Linked DNA regions of Mus musculus: region 2 is linked to region 1. The links are chromatin loops, found by intact Hi-C in ENCODE. Cell type or tissue: left cerebral cortex. All regions are shown on one strand. Links, peaks and the distances in the headings refer to the core of each region. The heading gives the core; the rest is flanking DNA. Region 1 holds the start of Apln (apelin). Region 2 has its middle 9.1 kb from the start of Xpnpep2.

The links. Peaks named below come from ENCODE experiments on the same cell type or tissue, not always from the same donor. Only the 100,000 strongest peaks of a DNase experiment are listed, where the experiment ranks them.
Region 2: a loop joins it to region 1, with 2.0 times the contacts of the local background. A loop is called at or near these places in 14 of 42 quality-filtered maps.

Annotation. Positions count from the first base shown.
Region 1 is chrX:48,029,727-48,040,769 of GRCm38, reverse strand. It overlaps Apln (apelin), which reads left to right and starts at 5,917. Exons shown (of 3, transcript NM_013912.4): 1 at 5,917-6,331. The coding sequence starts at 6,265. In left cerebral cortex, for the core only: a CTCF peak has its summit at 4,830; DNase peaks (open chromatin) are centred at 6,648, 7,647, 7,905, 7,925 and 3 more places; H3K4me3 peaks cover 1,487 bases; H3K27ac peaks cover 548 bases.
Region 2 is chrX:48,094,122-48,105,164 of GRCm38, reverse strand. No RefSeq gene overlaps it. Among named protein-coding and RNA genes, the nearest start is that of Xpnpep2, 9.1 kb to the left of the region's middle. In left cerebral cortex, for the core only: a CTCF peak has its summit at 5,091 (motif pointing right); DNase peaks (open chromatin) are centred at 5,102, 6,277 and 6,475.

The DNA.
Region 1 (11,043 bases), core at 1,614-9,613:
CTATCTGCATAATGAGAGGAGTTAGAATTGTTACTATGGAGGTTCTCTGGTTGCTGGGCAGGCCCATCATTACCCAGATGACCTTTCTTCTTACTCATTCCATTATTTGTACTGCTCCAGTAAAAAGTAATCCTTGTTCAATTGGGGTTGAGGTTGGTCACGTCTTTTGAGTATTTCTGCTAACTGTTGGTGTTGACTCATCTACAATCCTGTGGGCAAGTTGTGATGATTTTTCCCAAAATAAGGATTCTTGGCGTGTCTCAAACCTAGAATGATGATTAGTACAATTCTTTCTTTCATTCAATGAACAGTCTCCAAGAATTGGCTTTGGGCAACAGTAATACCCGGAGAGAAGACAAAAATAAAACACAAGCTTACTGTCTTGTATTTGTAAGACATAGAAACAGATATCTATAAGAGTACATAACAGCTGTACAATGCTCACCTCACCATGAAAATCACCAAGCCCTGCTCCAAGTATTGTATAGATTCTGATTCGTTTAAACCTTCCCCAACTCCAGGGAGCCAGTGCTAAGATAGCCTGTTTTTCACATAAGGCAGCAAAGACCCAGAAAAGGTTAATGCTTTATCTAAAGTTACTCATTTAGTAAGTGACAGCACTGCTATAGTATCCCCATGTCTCTTCCCACTATGCTTCATTGTTTCCCAATTTAAGAGAGTATGACTTAGATGTTAGAGGCTCAAATAAAGAAATGTATGGTATGCTATGGACCCAAGAAGTAAGAAGTTGCAGCAGTAGCTGCTGCCGCCTCCTCCTCCTCCTCTTCTTCTTCTCCTCCTCCTCTTCCTCCTCTTCCTCCTCTCCCTCCTCCTCCTCTTCCTCCTTCTCTTCCTCCTCCTCTTCCTCCTCTTCTCCTCTTCCTCCTCCTCTTCCTCTTCCTCCTCTTCTCCTCCTCCTCTCCCTCCTCCTCCTCTTCCTCCTCCTCTTCCTCTTCCTCCTCTTCTCTTCCTCCTCTTCCTCCTCTTCTCTTCTTCCTCCTCCTCTTCCTCTTCCTCCTCTTCTCCTCCTCCTCTTACTCCTCTTCCTCCTCCTCTTCCTCTTCCTCCTCCTCTTCCTCCTCTTCTCCTCCTCTCCCTCCTCCTCCTCTTCCTCCTCCTCTTCCTCCTCTTCTCCTCCTCCTCTTCCTCCTCTTCTCCTCTTCCTCCTCCTCTTCCTCTTCCTCCTCTTCTCCTCCTCCTCTTACTCCTCTTCCTCCTCCTCTTCCTCTTCCTCCTCCTCTTCTCCTCTTCCTCCTCCTCTTCCTCTTCCTCCTCTTCTCCTCCTCCTCTCCCTCCTCCTCCTCTTCCTCCTCTCCTCTTCCTTCTCCTCCTCCTTCTCTTTCTTCTCCTCCTCCTCTTTCTCCTTTTCCTTCTCCTTCTTCTTCTCCTTTTTTTCTTTTTCCCTAAAATTTTTAAAATCTAATTTTTATTTCTTTAAATTATTTTTTACTTATTCACTTGACGTTCCGATAACTGACCCCTTCTCAGTCATTCCCTCCCACAATCCTCCCCCCTCCCCTTCTCCTCTGAGCAGGTGGGGGCCCTCTTGGGTATTTCCCCACCTTGGCACTTCAAGTCTCTGGGAGGCTAGGTACTTCCTCTTCCACTAAGGCCAGACAAAGCAGCCCAGGTAGAAAAAGATCCCACGTACCAAACTGCACATCTGGTGCATATGTACAGGGAGGCCTAGCTCCGGCCCTGTATGTTCTTTGGTTGGTGATGCCTAGTAGTAACAGGAGAGTATGAGCTTTGAGGTTAGGCAGACCTGAGGAAATGAGTGGAGGTGATAAAGAATCAGCCGTGCCTCACTATGAGGAGTAAATTAGTTAATACATTTAAAACACTTGGGATGCTGTTTAACACATAGTACTTGTACAATAACTATTTGGCTCTCATCATTGCTATTAGTATCATCTACGGGGACAGGTAGAGAGGACTGCAGCAGGATCGCACTCTGAGGACTCAGTGGATGGAACTTTGACTTGGGAGTTGATTTTTGAAAGCAAGCTAGCTCTATTTAGAAAAATGCAAAATGAAAGTCACCAAAGAGTCTCCTTGCTTGACAGGGTAGAGTTTAATGCTGTTAGAGGGAACTTCATACCTGGAAGTTAACTTTAAGTCACTATCACACTTGAAGTCCCTAGATCCTGGACTCATTAGATTAGCCTCCAAAGGTATTGACCCTTCGGGGACAATAAGATAATGATCAGTTTTGCTGGCTATTAAGAAGACAGATGCGGAGGAAGCAGGGCAAAGGCAAAGGCCTTCCCACCTGATCGGGTCCTGGAGGCCAGAGGGCAGACTGCCAGATAGGGGGAGGGGGAGCTTCGGCAGCGGAGAAAACTTACATTGAATGTGCACCCACTCTGGAGGGAGACTTGCTAAGTACTTTCCATGCATTATCTCATTGAACTGCTCAACTATAGCTCTCTGTTCCTGCTGCTGTACCAAAATGTCAGAGACAGGGTAGTTCATGTACAGTACAAATATATTTCTCACCCTTGAAGAGGCTGGACAGTCCAAGATCAAAGCACCAACAGGTTTTCATGTCTGGTGACAGCTTCCAAACTCTCTTCACTTCCAGTATGGCACCTTGAGGGTTGCTTCTTATGAGGTGGGGGTGGGGTAGGGATGAGGTGTAGGAGGGGAGCCTTTCACTGCTGTGTTCTCACATGGCAGAAGAGACATGTATTAGTTTGGGGGTTGTTGTGACCAAATAACTTTTAAAAAAGCTAACTTCAGGGAGAAAAAGATTTATTTGTGATGCATGGTTTGAGCAGGTATATTCCATCATAGTAGAGAATTCATGGTACCAGGAGTGGGAGGTGGCTGGTTGCATTACACCCATAGTTAGGAAGCAGAGAGATGAAAATGAGTGTGTTCTGCTTTTGTCCACTCATTTCCTCCCCACCCCCGACTACTAGCAAGTACTGGGTGTTGAATCTAGGATCTCCTGCATGTGAGACAAGGCCCAGACTCATTTTCTCCTTTTTATTCAGTCTAAGACACTTCCTACTCAGGATTTGTGCCACCCACATTCAGAGTGGCTCTTCCAATGTCAGATAAATCTCGCTAGAAATGCCTTATAGACACACCTAGAGGTTTCCTTCTTAGGTGACTCGGTACTCCATCAAGTTGACAATCTATCACAAGACCGAAAGGTAAGAAAAGAACATGGGAGCTGGGTGTGGTGGTACAGGCTCTCAACTCCAGCACTTGGGAGGCAGAGGCAGGCATATCTCTGAGTTTGAGGCCAGCCTGATCTATAGAATTAGTTCCAGGACAGCCAGGGCTACACAGAGAAACCTTTTCTCAGAAATAGAAGAAAAGAACATTGGACTGTTTCTTCAACCTCTTTTATAAGAGCTCCAACTCACTCATGAGGATAGAGTCTTCATAAATTAGTTACCTTCCAAAAAGCTCCTTTGAAAACTATCACCTGGGGGTTTAGTTCCAACAAGAGTTTAGAGGGATATATACCTGTACTGTGCAGAAGAAGCCTGGAAGCCTCAAAGGGGCATCTGGAGCCACACTGCATAGGTAAGGAATTGAGGAGCAGAATTTAAAATTGTTAACCAAAATCTCAGGTTAGGAAAATAAAAAGACACACTGCGCATACAAATCCACAGTACACAGAGGTAAGTAAGTTAACTGAGCAGCTAAAGAGCCGATGGTAATGATGTAAGAGACCATGGAACTGTATAGTACATTGCTGATGTGGGGGGACTAATGACACACTGCTCTCACGGAGGACAGCCATCTCATCTCTGTTCCCAACAATACATACACCAGGCTGTGTCCCCTGCCTCACATGGATGCTAACTCTTGTCAATGGGCCATGTTCTATGCTGCTTAGTACCGTAGCCACCAGCAATGCATATATGGCTCAAGCAAGTGAAATATGGCCAGTATGACCAAGGGACTGAAATTTTAACTTTGTTTAGAATGTGGTTATTATCTATCATATTAGAAAGCAGTATTCTAGCCACTCAGCGAAAGTCATGCACATCCCAGTAAACATGCAATAAAATATGAAAGTTTCTATTAAGTTTTGAGAGGCACTTATTTACATGTGCACAGGCTTGCTCCGTCAGGAACGGGAGCTATGTGTTTCCTAATAGTGACTCTGTGAGGGCTTCTCACTTTGTACAGTGCCTTCAGACACATGATCTCATTTGTCCCTATAGCACCATGGAGTGGGAAGAGCAGAGATTATCCTTGCCTAAGATCCAGTAAGTGTAGGTAAGGGCAGTGATGGCCTACAGCAGCTACATCTAGAAGACAATGTTTCTCGTTCTCACTGAACTGTTCTTTCCTGTAGGAGAGGGGAAAAAAGAGTGACATTCTACCCATGCTGGCTGTTCATATTCAGGGTCCCTCAGGTGAAGAGAGATTCTTCCTGGTTCCTCTTCTATTCAATATGGCCAGTTGGACCGCAGACGACCATCAAGAACCCCACCTTATTCCCATCTGACTCCCTTGACTTATTTGAATAGTTACTCTTATATTCAGAATCATATATTCTGAAGCCCGTTAGCTCTGAGGCTGTGTTCTGGGCCTGGAGCTGCATATATATATATATAAAAGGTCACTTTCTTGTGGACAGTTTTGGCAGAGAGACTGATAAATGTATGTATTGGAACGTTGTAACATTTCAAAGATATTTCATACTAATATAGCATACCATTTCACATCTTCTGCGGTACAGAGAAACCCTGTCCAATGTACCTTTTGTGTACATTTGGATGTACACATGGAGCAAACTGCCTGGCTTGCTGCAAGGTGGGAACACCTTTTGATTTAGTCTTTTAATATGTGTTGAGTGCCACCTATGTGCAGAGAATGATATTGGGGACTTTGGAGAGACCTGGAAGATTGGGACCGTTAGGGTCCTGTCTTAAAGAGTTCCCAATCTGGTGCATTTCTTTGGGGGAATCCCAGGCTGTAAAAGGAGCTAAGCATCTAGAGTAGAAAGGCAAATGACTCCAGGCCCTCTTATAATAGGGAATCCCAGTTGAGTGTAAAAGAAATCCAGCTGAGTTTGGAAGGAGCTGGGAGGATCCTCCCTACAACGAGACAAAACTAAGTTGGGGTCAGCTCCAAGCAGCAAGAAGGGGAACATGGTAGAACCTGCAGAATGCCTCCCCACAGTAAAGAGGAACCAGGGGGTAGCATCTCAGGTTGGGCAGGGACAGAACGGTGGCCTTTAGATTGGGTGGGATATTGAGGTTTTGCTGTATGCATAAAGAGCTTGGTCACCGAGCCCACCAGTCCAGGTAGAAGGTACTCGCTAGGGGACAGCAGGAGATATGAATGGTGGTTACCTAAGTTTTATGCACAACCTAGGCAATCACCCCCAATTCTAATTCAGTTGAAGATGCAGAGGAAAAAGGCGGAGTAGGGGAGGTCTTGAGCAAACCCATACTTGCGAATGCAGTGTCAAGGAAAGAAAAAAAAACATAGTTAGATTCGGAAATGGAGGGAGGGTGTTGTGGGCAGCCCAAATAGGGTCCTTCTGCAAACGCCCAGGTATCCTGACAGCTGTTAAGGAAACCCAGGTGAGAAAGGGTTAAGAGTGCCCCTCACTGTTTCAAATGGTTTACGTGTTTGAAATCCTTCAGGTCTCTACAAACCCTCTGGACCCCGGCCAGGCAGGCATTGTCCGGGGAGCAGTTGTGGGTTGTCCGAGCAGCCGCTCGGCCTTTGTTGTGGGGCCACCTCTGGGTTCTCTCTCGCGCCCTGGATAGGGCTGCAGCATGCTTCCCGGGAGGGGGGCGGTGCGGGAGGCTCACTCCCTCTCCCTCTTCCTGCCTCTCTTCCCCCCCCCCCCAACCCCCCCGCCTCCTAATGACCACATGACCAAGTGGGCTCGCGGCCAAACCACAAGCTACAAAATGCAGACCCCGAAGTGAGCAGGGAAGCATTCTCTCTAACAGCCTGGACCAACGGGTAGTTGGGAGTCGCGGGCAGAGCAGCGTCAGCCACTTAGAGAGTTTTTGCCGCCGACCCGAAGCCACCAAGGCCAGCTTCGCGGCGCTGCCCCGCGGCGGCAGAGAAGGCTGCACCAAGAGCAGAGGCAGCGAGCAGGAGTGGGGCAGGCAGCCAGCGGTGCGGCTGGGGCGCTCACCCTCCCGCGGTCCGGGAGCCACGCGAGCTCCGTGCCCGCACGCGCCAGCCCCGGCTCGCGCCTTTCTTTGCGTCCGGGTGCCCTGCCTCTCCGCCCACTCGCCGGCTCCTCTGGGCTGCCGCGGACCGAGTTGCAGCATGAATCTGAGGCTCTGCGTGCAGGCGCTGCTGCTGCTCTGGCTCTCCTTGACTGCAGTTTGTGGAGGTGAGTGCGTGCCCTCCTGCTCGCTTGGGGCTCTCCCGAGGTGCAGCCTGCGCGGTCCTCTCTTTCCGCCCCACGCGCGCTCTTCCCGCCTCCAGGGAAACATGGTGCGAGCCTTGCAGGAGCAGCCACGCGCCAGCCACACCGGGAGGCCTATTGACAGGGCATCTGGGGCCACGGGGCGACATGCCATGTAGGCTTTGCTTCCTAGGACAGCGCGCGCGGGAGGGGGGGGTGTTTCATGATTACCTTGCATATCACCACTTAGCCCCCAGCCCCATGCCCCTCGTAGTTTAAAGTACTTAGGACCACAAACTTACACCTTATGTCCTGCACCCTGCACCCCAAGTGGGGGTGGGGGGAGAGGATGGCGGTATGTCCAGCTCACCTCGTGAATCAGTGGAGGTGGCTGACCTGAGCTGAGTGGGGTCAGGACTCCATGTTGAAGGTCTCTGGGTCTTAGAGTTTAGGGGCCGCTGGCCAGTCCAGGGGCTCAAGCTACTGGAGATGATGTGCCAACATGTAGACGTGACACTTGTTGCATAGTCAGGAGCACGCTGCGGGAGCGGGGGCGGGGGCGACCGCAGTGGCTAGTGGATCCCAGCTGTTGCTCCTTTAGCCTATGTGTAAGCAGAGGCAGCGTCCTTAAGGCAGATCTGGACTGGACAGAGCCAGGCTTATCTTCTGTACTCCAAGGTCCTGGATGATTTTGTTCTCTGCTCCATTGTGGGACACCTGGCCCCACAGCGTTCATCTCTCCGGAGACTTGCTTCTTCTTTATTCTGGCTTCCCCTTCCACTCTTGTCTCAGGTATAACTTCGGTCCCCAGTCTCCCGGTACCAAAACCCAGGAAACACAGGAACTTGATCTGATAACCTCGGTGCAGCTCTGGGAAACGGAATCCCTTCACCTCTACCTGTATTAACCCCCTACCTGGAAATTCTCCACACCAATAGATAATCCCTTGTCTACTTCAGTCCCCGGGTCCTCAGTGTCCCAACAGCCCCTGCCCGGTCTGCCTGTCCTCTGTGGGTCAGAGCCTCCTGGGGCTGCCAGCTCCCACCTTCAGCTGCCCCAGTCCTGTGATCTGGCTGTCACAGTAGCCTGCCTGGCACAGCAGAAAGGGAAGGCCAAGACCAGGTGGACAGTTACTAGTGCCAGGGCTGGAGTCACAGGGAGGTGAGAGTGGAGAGAGGGAGTGAACAGGACAGCGAGTTTCCTAGAGGAAGGGCCCAGGAACTTTCTTAGTTTGAACACCCCCTCTCCCCAACCCAAGAACAGGAGGATGGCACACTGCCCAGAAGCCTCTGGGGTTCTGGCCAACTCTGCCTGCCTCTGTGTAGCCACCTCCTTTCTGCTCTTTTGTTCTTTGGCATTGCCCCGAACTCAGAACACTGTCGGGCTTCTCAGGAAAGTACATTGGCCTGGTTGATGCCTCCTGCCTCCAGGTGATTTCCTGCAAGACCCTAGCACCGAGGCAAGACAGTCTCCTTTTGAGGAAGAGCGGTAAAGACTTTCTCCTCAGAAATTCCTGCCAGCCAGGCAATGGCCGGAAGGGAGCAAAAACTATGAATAAAGCTACCACAGCAGCCTGCCCCTCCATGGGAGAACCTACACAGCCAGTGTGGTTGGCAAGACAAGACATCTTCATCATTTAATTTCAGGCCAATAGCCCAAGGTGGTGCCTTTAAAGAAGAAAATGGTTGGATACAGAAAGGGTACCCCAGAGGAGGCTGGACCACCTGAAGCTGCATATTTCCCCAGAGGGTATAAGGGAGACTTTGACTAGAAGATACTCTGTGAACCCTTTGGGGTGCAGCTGTTGGGGTGTTACTACTAAATTCATGAGATGATTTCAAGGAAGTTAAACCGGCTGCCAGAATACACTGGGTTTCTGGTCTAGACCCTGAAACTTCTTGTCCTGTCTTCTCCTTTTACATTAATTTTTTTTTGCATACTCTAACCATGTAGGCATAAGTATCACACTTACATTTTATTAAAGACTAGCGTTGGCTGCTTCCAAAGCTCCTACTATTTTTCCACCTCCTGATCACTCCTGAAACCAAGAACGACCCTTCCTTGGAGTTGGCCACCAGCCAGAGGTTCAGATACACACACGCGCTACTCCTGTATCCTTGTCTAGTAAAAGGAGCCCTAGAATCACTTGCCTTGTCCCTCGAACAGACTTGCATGAACTCTCCATTGCCAGAGTTCCCAAAGTTCCAGGTTCTAAAATGGTGCTGCTTCCTCCCCTCCCGCTCTCTGTTCTGACTTGGAATGTTCACCCTACCTCCTTCTTTGCCCCTCCTCCAACCACAAAGACTCCTCACTGCCTCCTGACCTGGGAGACACTTTGCTCTGCAGAGACTGAGAGTTTCTGGGGCCTCGCCAAGTGTCCCTTGGTCTCTGAGCACCACTTTCTCTCCTTCTACTCCCTCTTGCCAGCGTCTGCTCCAGTATGCAGTGTAAGGACAGCTTACTGTACCCCTCCCACTGTGGAGGACATCACTCTGTCCCCAGTTTTAAACTCTAGGCACCCTTGGAACCTGAGCCAGGCCTGTCGACAGGAAAGGCTAGACAAGCGGAGGTCAGGCTTTCCAGAGCCTGATCCAGAGAAGCAAAGCTGGCAGTAGAAGACAGCACAGTGTCTTAGAGAAGGTCAATGTGGAGGCAACCAAGAGTGCTTCATATCCCAGAGTCACATGCATTAGTACAGAGTAGTAGATGGAGTAGCGTCATCACAAGTGGGACCTCTGTCAGAGCTGTGGGTAGACTTTTAAAGCAATCACTATACAGGCTAGAACCTAAACAAGAAGACAAGTGCACCATTCCTGCTGAGGTTGGCATGTTCCTGAAAAGTTGCACAGACTTTCTTCTTCTTTCTTCTTTCTTCTTCTTCTTCTTCTTCTTCTTCTTCTTCTTCTTCTTCTTCTTCTTCTTCTTCTTCTTCTTCTTCTCCTTCTCCTTCTCCTTCTCCTTCTCCTTCTCCTTCTCCTTCTCCTTCTCCTTCTCCTTCTCCTTCTCCTTCTCCTTCTCCTTCTCCTTCTCCTTCTCCTTCTCCTTCTCCTTCTCCTTCTCCTTCTCCTTCTCCTTCTCCTCCTCCTCCTCCTCCTCCTCCTCCTCCTCCTCCTCCTCCTCCTCCTCCTCCTTTTTTTTTCCGTCTCAGCAGGGTTAGAGTTCAGGTTGCATGAAAATCAAATCTGCTTCTTCCCCTGGCTGCAGTTCTCAGCTTGAAAATGCTATTGTCTTACTCTCGTGGACAAGGGCTCCAAACCTCTTGGCTTGAGATTCTCTGGGAAACAGCTCTTGCTTCCTTTTAAGCAGAAAATGAGCTGGAATGGCATATTGAAGTGTACTGGGGGGTATTCCCCCATTTCTAAAGGGGAAAGCCTTTTGTACAGCCAGGACCTCAACAGTGATGAGAATCAATGGCCTCTAATTTGTTCTTTCAGACTGGACAAAGCCAGGGTTTCAGGTATCAGCTTATCTAACTAGACTCAGCAGTAAAAGTAGGAAACAAGGGGGTGATGGGATCAGAGTGCAGGAGGAGCGCACAGACTTCCTGTGATGGGGAAGACAATGAGCTCCAGCCCGATGGGATGGCAGAGGCCATACGGCTTCTGGGGTGGCTGCTTTCCCAGGCCTGGCAGAGCCTCAGACAGCTCAGGGTAGATCTTCTCTGTAGGTCTAGAGTCTAGACATTTTCCTGGCCTGAGTCTGAGCCACTGGTAGCATGCTGCTCATCCTGGCTCTTGACCTCCCTTCCTCTAGTGCCCTTCCCTCAAGGCCTCCCTGACTCCCATAGACACTGACAGTCTCAGACCATGAGGACATGGAGTGGGGTGATACTTAATCCCTCCTGGCACCATCCATTCATACTTTCTGTACCTCTAGGATACAATGGCCTGGACCATTGTTCCAAATCCAGTAGTTGAAGGCAGGGGCATGAGAACCAAAGTCTCACTGTTTTAAAAGGCCCATAGGGTCCTTCTCTTATGCATGGCCACATGCTGGACACAGTGCTTACCACCTCATACCTGAAATGTGTCTCTGCTTCTGACTTAGCATCAGCATCACTCAGAGCAACCCTCAAGGCTCAGGGTAAGTGTTGATGAGATCTTAAAACTGAGGACAGACATCAGCAAGATCAACTGGTAGGAAAGTATAATGGTGCTCCCCCAGCCCCTTCACAGACGGTAGCAGGAGAGCAGCTCTAGGTCAGACAGAAGCAGTCCCTAACCCTTAATTCTTATGGGTTATAGGTTTAGAGGTTCAGTTGACGCACTAACATAACACACTTTAACCATGAGTGCGGAAGTGTGGCAAGTCAACCCTTATAAACCCCTGGGTTTTCCTTGGACAAGAATGGAAGGGTGTTGTATGGATACAGAGTATGTGCATGGAGACGTACAGAGGGCAGTATGTGTAGTGTACTTGTCTGGCCCTAAAGTCTGTGCAAAGATGGCTCCAAGGACAGACCGTGCCCAATTTTCATCCAAGAGGATGCTAAGTGCCTAGAAATTGTGTGCAAGCTGAAGAAGGTCAAGGACCAAGGGGTCAAGGAATGAGCTAGAGTATGGGGGTGTTGGAAGCAGGGAGGATTGGGGGAAGGAGGAGTAATCGACTGGATGCTATATGAACTGTGAACCAGTGATGGGAATTCCTTCATGGATACCAATGAGATTTGAGGAACATGGATCCAGCTGAAGGCAAAT
Region 2 (11,043 bases), core at 1,902-9,901, 64 kb before region 1:
CCTCCTCCACCTCCACTTCTCCTGCTTGGTCTCTTTCCCATGTCCTGTTCCTTCACCTGTCTTCTTCCTCACTTCCTCCTCTTCTATCCCCTGCACTAAATTAGTGGTCATGGGCTAGGAACTCATGCTCTGTCCCCCAGCGTGTTTCCTTTCATTCTGTACTCACAGACGGACTCAGATCTGGAGGCCCAGCTGAGTTCTGTGCTTTGCTGGGCTTCTCACAAACCTTGTGTGCATTCATTACATAAGGATCCTCGGCTGCACCCCTGGGACTTGGCAAGGCTCTTTGGGAACTTTCCTCACCATCTGTCCTCTTTGGTAGCCAGATCTTTTTTACTTCTCAGCCATCTTGTGCCGCCTTTTTTCCATCTCCACTCTTGCCACACCACTTTTGTCCTTCTCTCAGGTTTCTTTCTTCTTGACTTGGCCTTGCCACACCCTCCTAGTCTTTCCTCGGCTGCTTGCTCTGGAAGGTAGGTTGTCCCTTCCTGTCATGCCTCTAACCATATTTGGCACATCCTTCCAGTCCACAGTCCCTCCGTTCTCAGCCCTTTCTTTGACACACATCCTTAACCTTTCACCCACAGCAGCATTTCGGGCCTTGGTATTGCCTAGAATTTTTATTCCCTCACTCTCTTAACTCCAGTCTCTTATCCTCTGAATACATCCTCCCATCCATAATAGACTTTTATCCTTTATTCTACCATCCCAAATCTTCCTGTTTTTCTTGTCCACTTATTAGCATCTCCTTGTCCCAATTTCCTTCTTATTTGATCCAAACTACATTTTCCCTCAGTTCAGGTAATTCCACTACATATAACTCTTCTGCTCCTTTTCCATCTATCCTCTCAGTGCTCCTGCCCCCAAGACCTTTGTACATGACATCCCTACAAAAAAGGTGCTCCCCTGTGTGTGTGTGTGTGTGTGTGTGTGTGTGTGTGTGTGTGTGTGCGCGCGCGCGCGCACGCGCATATGAGTATAGAGAATACAGGTAGACATCAGATGTCCTCTTTGATCATTTCCAATTTTATTATTATTATTTTGTGTAGTATGTGTGTGAGAGTAGAGTCACCTGTGCTCCATGGTTCACACGTAGAGGTCAGAGACAACTTTCTAGGATTGGTTCTGTCCTTCCACCGTGTGAGTTGTAGGGCTCAAAATCAAGCTATCAGGCTCACCAACTGCTTCAGTCCTCTGAGTCCTCTTGTTAATCCCTCAGTTTGATTTTTTAAACAGGCTCTCTCACTGACTCTTCAGTTCATCTATTTGGGTAGACCGGCTAGTGAATGAGTTTCAGGGATCTGTCTGTACCGCCTCCCTGTGCTGAGACTATAGAGGTTATACCTGAGTTTTCCTACTTGGATGCTGGTGATCTGAACGCAGATTGTTATGTTTGCATGTCCAGAACTTCCCTAAATGAGCCATCTCCTTTTCCAGACATTTCTTTTTTATTTCATATGGACTTCTGTTTGCATGTTACCTCTACAGAGAGGCCTTCCCTGGTCTCCGTGCTTCAACAGTACTTGTCATCATCTATCCTGTTTTAATTACTCTTCGGAGCATTGACTTGGCATTATGTTCTGTAGGTTATGTTTGCTTTTGTTCAGTCCTATATCCCAAGGCCTAGACTACTGTTGTCATTTAATAGGCAGTGAAATAATAAGTACGAATTGAGGGAGTGAGTGTGTGACTCCCAAGGCATTTGAACCATCTGTCTTCTCTGTGGGATTGAGGTCACTTCAGACTCGCAGTGCCCAACCTTGGTGGGCCTCCTGATACTGCTTGACAACCCTTTTCTTTTTCTTTTCTTTTCTTTTCTTTTCTTTTCTTTTCTTTTCTTTTCTTTTCTTCTTCCTTCTCCTTCTCCTTCTCCTTCTTCTTCTTCCTCTTTTTTTTTTAACTTAATCCTGGGTCAGCTCCATTTCCCATGATCTTCGTTAGCAATTCCTGGCACTTAACCTATCCTCCAACCTTGAGTCAGCTTGCTTCCCATGACTAATGGCCATTTGGACTGCCTGCGACTTAGAATTGTTAGAAACAGGTATGGGGAAAATCTGTGGACATGTAGAAGGATTTATCTAGGATCCATACCTAGAAATAGAAAAAGTACATTTTCACTTTAATGGATTCTGCCAAATTGTCTGGGCCAGTTCACATCTGACCAGCAGAGTATGAAAATAACTCTTTCCATAAAGTCATCAATGATGGATATTATTAATGCTTTAAATTTTTATCAATTTTCTGTATGCATGTGCATACACATAGTTATCTAAAAATAGTCATTTATAACTTCTATGGTTTGTGACTTACTTCCAAGTGAAATGGTATACTACATTTTCTTACAGAATTTTAGGTGTGTGTGTGTGTGTGTGTGTGTGTGTATGTATGTGTATGCATGCTTAGATCATTAATCCAAGTGGACTTTATCTTTAGATTTGAAAAGAAATATAGATCCAACAATATTTTGGGCTTTTCCTCAATTTTGACAACTGTTCCCACACCATTTATTGACGGGTACATCTTCTGCTCTGTGATTTGTAATGCCTTGCTCAGCATGCATTGCAAGTTAGCATACACACGAGACTACACTAAGCTCTGGCTTGTTCCACTGATCGGTGTCCTGTGCCAGTATCCCACAGGTTTGTTGACTGCAGTCTGTGTTGTGTTTTGATAGCTGGTAGTAAAAGCTTTACTCTATGTTTTTCAAATACTTTTTGTCATGTTACATATTTTATTGTCTACATAATCAGCTCATCAAGTGCTATAAAAACCCCTATTATTGTTGGAGTCAAGATGGCTTTAGATGTTTCGATTAATCTCAGAGACAAAAGAACCTCATTGGAACACATCTAGTTTTGTTTTGTTTTGTTTTTCTGTTTTATGACTTTCCATGTAAAGTTTCCCTGGCCACTCTACTGAAGGTACTCGTGCAGAAGTACCAATGGCTTTCATGGTGCTCCCTAATTGATAATGGGGCTCACCTTGAAATGAGGCAGGTTTTGTGACTTGTTTGAAAATGAGCAGATGGTGAAGTGATTTTCCACTTTCCCCACCCCCGTGTGGGACTTTTCAATTGGGTTAATTGATGTGGGGGGGGGGGGAATCGCTCTAAATGTCAACAGCCTCATCCCACCGAGGCCTGGACTGAGGATAGAGAAGGCAAGCAGAGCGCTAGCCCCCATTTCTCCGATTCTCAGCTGCAGATGCAATGTGAGCAGCTGCCTCACGTTCCTGCCACCAGGCCATCTGGGCCATCATGGTCTGTACCTTCAAACCTGGGGGCCCAAACACACTTTTCCTTCCTTAAGCTCCTTTTGTTAGATATTCTGTCACAGCACGGAGGAAAGTAACTAACACAAGCACGGCTCCCCTGAGGGTGTCTTCAGTATCTTCAGAACTTCTTCATCTGACTAATTACTCCTAAAGATTCCTTCTCCAAATCCCAACCCACTGGAGACAAGAATCTCCACATGAGAGTTTTAGGGGACACAGCACTGAGTGCTTAGCACACTGAATCAATCTTCAAGAGGCTATGCAAGCACTCCAACTACCCTGGGAATGTCTAAGCTTCCGGGGAGCTCAAAGCAGCTTATGAGCAAGATGGCTTGGAGAGATGGTGAGACCACCACAGGAGAGACATAGATGCTCCACCAGCACCCAACTACATTAGCTATCCTCTACCCCACCTCATTCCCCCTCCCCCAATGCCCTGGTTCTGGCCACTTTCTGTACCACATGCGAGACCCCCAAGTTAGATGATTCCCAAGCCACAGACACCTTGAGAGAGATCAGGTTAATGCCATGGTGTCTGTTGCTTAAAGTCAGTATGTTTTTCTTACTTAGCAATAGCCTTCTTAAAATAAAGGACCACTTTTAGAGTATTGATTTCACTGTGGCAGCTCACCTAAGAGAGCTCTCCCCTCCTTTTTTATCCTTGAGAGTTATTTTTAGTTTTCTCCTTGTGGCCATGGCTGATTCTGGCCAGGCATGTCGACAAGGGCCCATAATGCCAGCACTCTGGAGGTCCAGGTAGGCGGAGTGTGAGCTCAAGGCCTTCTCGGGCTGCGTTGCAACACCCTGTCACAAAACAAAACGAAATAAATCAAGACAAAGCTGACTCCATTCATGGTTGCTTCTTCCTGTCCTCTTTCTACACAGTTTGCTCTTTTCGTGATCATGTCTGAGCCTCAGGGTTCTCTCCTGATGACTAACACTTGCTTCGAGATAATCTCACTCATCTATAAGCCAACACCAACTCAGACTTCTTTCATGAGCTCTGAACTCAGGGAACAAATTGCCTACGTATGTCATAGTCAGCAAAACCATATGTGTTTGTTCCTTCATTGCCCTCACACTACCAACATGTCCCTGTGGGCCCAGATGTCCAAGCCATCATCCCGAGGGCCATTTCAGATCCCTTCCTCTCCTCCATCTCCAGGTTCAGGGAAATACCCTGTCTAACCTAGTCCATCTCTTAAATGCATCTAAAGGTTGTCAGGTTCCCGGTGTTCTCACTAACTGTTGCCACAGACCCTGACAAGCATGTCTGCCTTTATCTCTTCCCCTCCAAGCTACCCTCCACGACACAGTTGGTGGCTAATAATCTAGAGCTTTAGAACTAAATAGATCTGCATTTGTGGCTCATCTCTGCCCTTCACTGTGGCTTTAGGCATGCCATTTAATTTTCCAAGTCTTAGTTTCTTCAGCGGTAAAATGGGAACAATGATATTACTTATTTGCAAAATTGGTGCCAGCATTCATTAAAGTAATGTGTGTGTGTGTGTTACAGCATTAGGCACACAGCAAATGCTCAATACATGATAAAGGAATGTTTTTAAAATGGGATTTAGATGAGAATATGTGTGTTCATAGTAACTCACCTTCTTTGCTGAAGACAATTCTGGTCTCATGGACCCCATCAGCTGTAGCAGGGCTATGCCTGGTCTAAATAGGAAAGGTTTCATGTGTGTAGATTAGGGACAGGCATGACATGCACACTGTTGGAGAGGTCTGAGTGCAGCAAGGGCTGAAAGAAACTGACCATTCTCCAGGAGCTGCTTTTACTGGCCCAACTGGGGCCAGCACATCTGGAGCCACACAGCAGAGGGCAGCAGAGTTTGGTGCGATTGCAGCCCTCTGGCTTGGATGAGAAACCTAAAGGAAGAATCTGGGGAGTCTTAATCCCACATTAGAGTTTGGCTAGAGCTGTCCAGGGATAGCAGTTTGTTTTGGTCAGACCCCAGGACAAGGGACTGAGGTATATATTTACTTATCACAGCAGACTTGGCCTCCAGGTCCTCTGAGAATCCCTCAGTCCCTACTTGCCCTTAACCCTGAACTTTCTAACCCAGAGGCTCTTCCCTATATAATCCAGACATTTTTGTCTCCTCAAGGTCTCTCTCTCTCTCTCTCTCTCTCTCTCTCTCTCTCTCTCTGCATGTGCTCTTTCTTTTCCCCTTCTGCGCTCTTTTTCTCCCCATGGCAACTTCCCTGTTCTTGGTCCTTGAGGCAAGGGAACTCAACCTAGAGCAACTTCCCAATAAACCTGCCTTTAATATAATCGAATTTGTCTTGAGTTGGCTCAATGGCTAAAGGCACTTGTGGCATAAATCTGATGAACTGAGTTTGAAGTCTAGAACCCATATGGTGGAAATTCAAGTTGTCCTCTGGTGTTCACGTGCATGCTGTGGCACTCACTGTCACACACACAAGTAAATATATGTTTAAAGAATTGAAAACAACAAAACAAAGCTGAGGATTAAGGCAAGGGTTAGGAGACTCTCGTATTTTTCCCCCATTCTTCTCCATTGTCTTGGATGGGAATTCAATTTTAGGAACTCAAATCCTGCTAAGTGAAGTGGATTTTTTTAGTTAGTCCTTGTGTGAGGTAAATGCTGTAATTTTTCTTCTCCCATCTATAGCTTACCTGCTGTGTGACATTTCTTCATGTGTGAAGTGTCCAGTGGATGGATGGTTGGTATTCTCCTACAGAGAATTCCTGCTGACATGTGTTTTGTTTTAGGTGGCTTCTTTCCCAGCCGGTCCAGCCTCTTCTAGGTTGCCTTCCTATACCACATTGCCAGTGTGTGTCCAAGGACAGTGAGAGAAAGTGAATGTAATCCGAGTCATTGAATAATCCTCTATCCAATTGTTTTGTACTATACTGTTGCCTTTTGTTGATTAAACAGTTGTTCTGATTCATCGTCAGTCTTCAAGGGAGGTGTTCGCCCACTCATTCAGTCAGTCATGACCGAGTGCCTGCTGTGTGCCAAGCAGGATGCTAAATTGCAGGGATACAGGAAAAAAAAAAAGCATGAATGGTCTATGCCCTGAGGAAACTGCCACTTAAATTACTACCCCTCAGGTAGAACTTGGCATCTCCCATCTTCTCCATCCCCATTGCCTTAGCTTGTGAGCTCATCATTTGCCTCTGTCTTGGAAAGCTGCAGCTGGTCTGCCAGCTTCCTCCTCCCTTTCCGACCCAGCTGCACGCACACCACTTCGATGACGGAGGACAGACTCTGCTTTTGAAAACATCCCTTTCAGCATGTCACATCCTTCCCCTGCTCAACCTGCTCAGAATCCTTCAGTGACTCCCCACTTCCTGTCAAATGGGCTACACATGCCTTCACCACTTGGCCAAATTCAAGCAGCTGTAGGAGCTGATTCTGCCCTCCTTGCTGTGCACCTATCTCCTATGCATCCCTCTGCTCCAGCACAGGCCGTCTTCTCACTATCCCCATGGGCTGCCAGAACATTCCTCTTATTTATCTCTACTTATCTGTCTGTCTGTATGTCCATCTGTCTGTCTATCTATCTATCTATCTATCTATCTATCTATCTATCTCTTGTCTTCTATTTCTATCTAACAGGGTTTTGCTATATGGCTTGGAGTGGCCTCCAGCTTGCCATCTTCTGGCATTCTGGAATGACAGCACATCTCTGGCCATGAGAAGCTCCAGGCTGGGTGCTATGTCTTACAGGATTTTCCTCTCTTTTGATCTCCCTTCTCTGTGACCTTTAGTCCAAGCTCTAGCTGATGTCAGGGCCAGATAGAGATACTTTCCAGGGCGAATGCTTTCTATTGCTCATCCATCCTTTCAGATGCCATTTTCAGAGACGCGTATCTGGTACCAGAGAGTGTGGCTCGGTGTGTTACAAAATATCATGTCACAAAATTGCCATAATACTCTCTGAAGTTTATCTCTATTAGGCCTACCTTTCTAATGAGACAGGCTTGGGAAAGTTGGGTATTTAGAGTAAGGTTGCATTTCCAGAGAGGCCTGCCTAAGAAACAAGTGTTATCTCAAGAGAGAGGCCATTATCCCACAAGTGGACCATGCCACCAGCTTTTCCTCTTTTTGGCAACCTAAGGGCCAACTCTACATGCTTGTTAAGCTCTTTAACAGCTGGTTTTTAAAAAATGTATTGTTATTTATCCTGGTTCTGAATCTCTGTTTCTATTTTGTCATTGTTATAAACAACCTCAAAAATTTAAGGGAGACAGGATAAGGGCTAGTAAACCTAAGCCAATACAATCTCCTTCTCCTGTCTCCATTCCCAGTGCTCAGCAGGGAGGTGGATGCCCAGGCGGGGTGAGTCTTGTCATCCTAATGCCGCATCAGGCCTTGAAGGAAAGGCAATACAAACCAGAAGCCAAAGGTCAGTCCCTTCTGTAAAAATAAAAGGGCACAGAGTCTCTGTCAGGTCCTCTATCAAAATGCCAAAGCGTGACATGGACTCTCTTTCCTTCCATGGCTTTAATTTGTATTTTGGGGGAGCCATCAGGTGGTAAGGGATGACTCATGCTTTACTTATGTTTCTTGTTTATTTCCTTTCCTCGACCTTCAGATTGTTTTCAGCTTACTGTTTGTTCCGGGTTTTGACAAAGCACGAAGGTACATGACTTGTGTCGGTAGCTTTTTTTTTCCCCTCCCATATCTCCTCGGGGGGGGGGGGAGAATGGAAAGGAAGTGACAGTATTCTAAAACCATCTTTTATTCCATTACTGGCTGGATTGCACCTGTTACTAAGACCACCTCCCAGTCATATCCTTTTACAGTAAAACCCCATGAAAAGAACTCCCTGAGTACCACCTGCGGATGGCTTGGGCTCTACCCGGCCTTACTTCTACTACCAGTAAAGAAATGGATCGCATAAGTAAGCTGTGAACCTCGGGCCTCCAAACTTCTAGGAAACAAAGGTCGTTGCTTGGGCACGCCCGCTTTCGCTCAAGTGATTGATGCCGGAGAGTTTTCTCATTTCATTAAGGCAATCTCTTAAGGCTTCGAATAGGCACAATTTGTCAGCCTTCCTACAGTTACTGGGGATGATTTGCAGCTGTAAAGCTTCATTTCCTCTTTTATTGCACCCATTTATTTACGGGGAGTGATGGGCATGTGCCACCACCCACATATTGAGCTCAGGGGTCAATTTACAGAAGTCAGTTCCGTTTTTCTGTCTTGTGGGTCCTGGGCATTGAACTTGGGTCATCAGGTTTTGCAACAAGCACCTTTACCTGCTGAGACATCTTGCTGGCCCCTAGCTTTATTCATTTATAACCTACAATACAGATGGTCCACAAATTTGAAAGGCTATCTCCAATTAGTTTCAGTAAATGAGGTTGGACTGCATTCAATAGCAATTTATTGATTTCTTTCATCAGACAAATCACTCTTTGTAGGCAAAAATTCCAGAAAGACCAGATTAGTGAGCTGTCCTCAGAAACACAGATGTAGTGTGCATCCACCTGTCTGAGTTGGAACTTTAGCAGTGGACATCCCCGCTCATTGATACAGACAGACACATTTTTGTGGCTTTGCCTTGTGTGGTTAAAACTACGGGCTAAAGTTCAGAGATAATATACGGCTAGGATTGCGTATACGGCAAGTTGTGTGTGGTGCCTGCTAAATTGCTTTGCCTCTTGGTTTGGAGCCCCTTGTCTGGTGATTGATTGCGTGCTAAACCTTTGGATGAAAAGAAGGGCAGCCAGTTACCAGGGCCCATTCTGTGAACAAGGTCAGGAAACGTTCTGAGATAATACTGCTACACTATTCACAATAGCCAAGATATGGACCCATCTCATCAACTGATGAATGGGGAAAGACAATGCTAGATGAAAACATTTTTTTTTTAAAAATTCAGCCATAGGAACAAATAAATCATGTCACGTATAGAAAAAAAAGAATGGAACTGGAGAGCATCATACTAAGTGAAATGGCCTGGAATGTAAAAGACAAATATCACATGTTCTCTCTCATATATGGAATGTAGGTTGTGTGTGTTTTGTGTGTGTGTGTGTGTGTGTGTGTGTGTGTGTGTACATATGTATACACATATCAATTGGGATTTGGGAGGATAGAGAGGACCAGTATAAGGGATAGAAGAGAGGGTGAATGGGAGGTAGGAGAATGGAGAGATGGCTCAGTGGTTAGGAGCACTTGCTGCACAATCATGAGAGCCTGAGTTTGGATTCTGGTATCCATGCAACAAGCCATGTGTCCTGCAAACCCCTATAGTTACAGCTTTGAGTGATTCAACTTCTCTTCTTGCATCCATGCACACATAGGGCACATGTATCAGAACATCCATGAGCACACACGCGTGCGTGTGCACACACACACACACACACACACACCCCTAAAATAAATAAATATTTTTATTTTTTTCAGAGATTTTCTTTTTTAAAAATTAATTTATTTGTTATTTACTTATTTTATGTGTATGGGTGTTTCACCTTCATGTATTGTCTATACACCATATGTGTGGTTGATGCCTGCATAGGTCAGAAGAGGATGTTAGGTCCCCTGAAACTGAAGTTTCAGATGGTTGCAAATCACCATATGGATGCATCAAGCTGAACCTGGGTCCTCTGGAAGAACAGCAAGTTCTCTTATCTGCTGAGCCATGTCTCTGGAAGTTCAAGGTCTCTTTAAAGAGTCTACTAAGGGGGCTGGAAAGATGGCACAGTGGTTAGGACTGCATATTGCTTCTTGCAGAAGACCAGAGCTGCGTTCTCAGCACTCATGTTAAACAGCTCACAACTGTCTGTAACCAGGTTAAGGGGAGTCCAACTCTTTTAGCCTCCAAGGGCGACTCTGCTCATATGTAAGTACTCACACATGTAGAATCACATCCATATACGCACATGAAAATTAAATAAATGAAAAACCTAAGAGAGTCTACTAGGACTGGGAAGAATGGCTCAGAGGTTAAGAACACTGAGTGCTCTTCCAGAGGACCCAGATTCAATCTCCAGCACTGATATGGCGGTTTACAGTCAGCTGTGTAACTCCAGTCCCAGGGGATCTGGTGCCCTCTTCTGGCCCCTAGAGGCACTGCATGCACGGACATACATGCAGGTGAAATACTTCATACACACAACAAACAAACAAACAAACAAACAAACAGAGTCTACTATTATCATCCTAACTGTAAAAACCACTTATAATGCTTTTAAAGAGCCAGGTGGTGGTGGCGCATACCTTTAACTTCAGCACTCAGGAGGCAGAAGTAGACAAGTCTTTAAGAGTTCGAGGCCAGCGCTGTCTACAGACCTAGTTTCAGGACAGCTAGAGCTACAAAGAAAAACCCTGTTTCAAAGAAAACAGCAGCAGCAACAACAACAACAACAACAACAACAACAAATGTTTTTAAAGAGAGAGAAAGGTGTATACATCATCAAAATACAGAATATGCCTGTATGAAAATGTCATGAGGAAACCCGTTGTTTTGTACAAAGAATATATAGTGATAACATTAAGACTTTTTCAATAAGCAAGAGGAGGAGGAGGAGATAGACCAAAACCAGGCTGAATTAATGGTAGGGCTCGGCTAAAAGCTAGGGTGAGACCCTGTAGCTGCAGAACTGAGCAAGGGGTCTTCCTTTTGTAATCTTGACTGCCTGCTTGCAGGTAGCTCTATAGTTTACCTGAATTTAAAACCTAAGATATCTACAGCAACTAGGAGGGGCTGGAGAAGGAAAAGGCTCATTTTTGTAGCAGTTGTTGGAGCAAATAATAATAATGATCAGACTCCAAATAA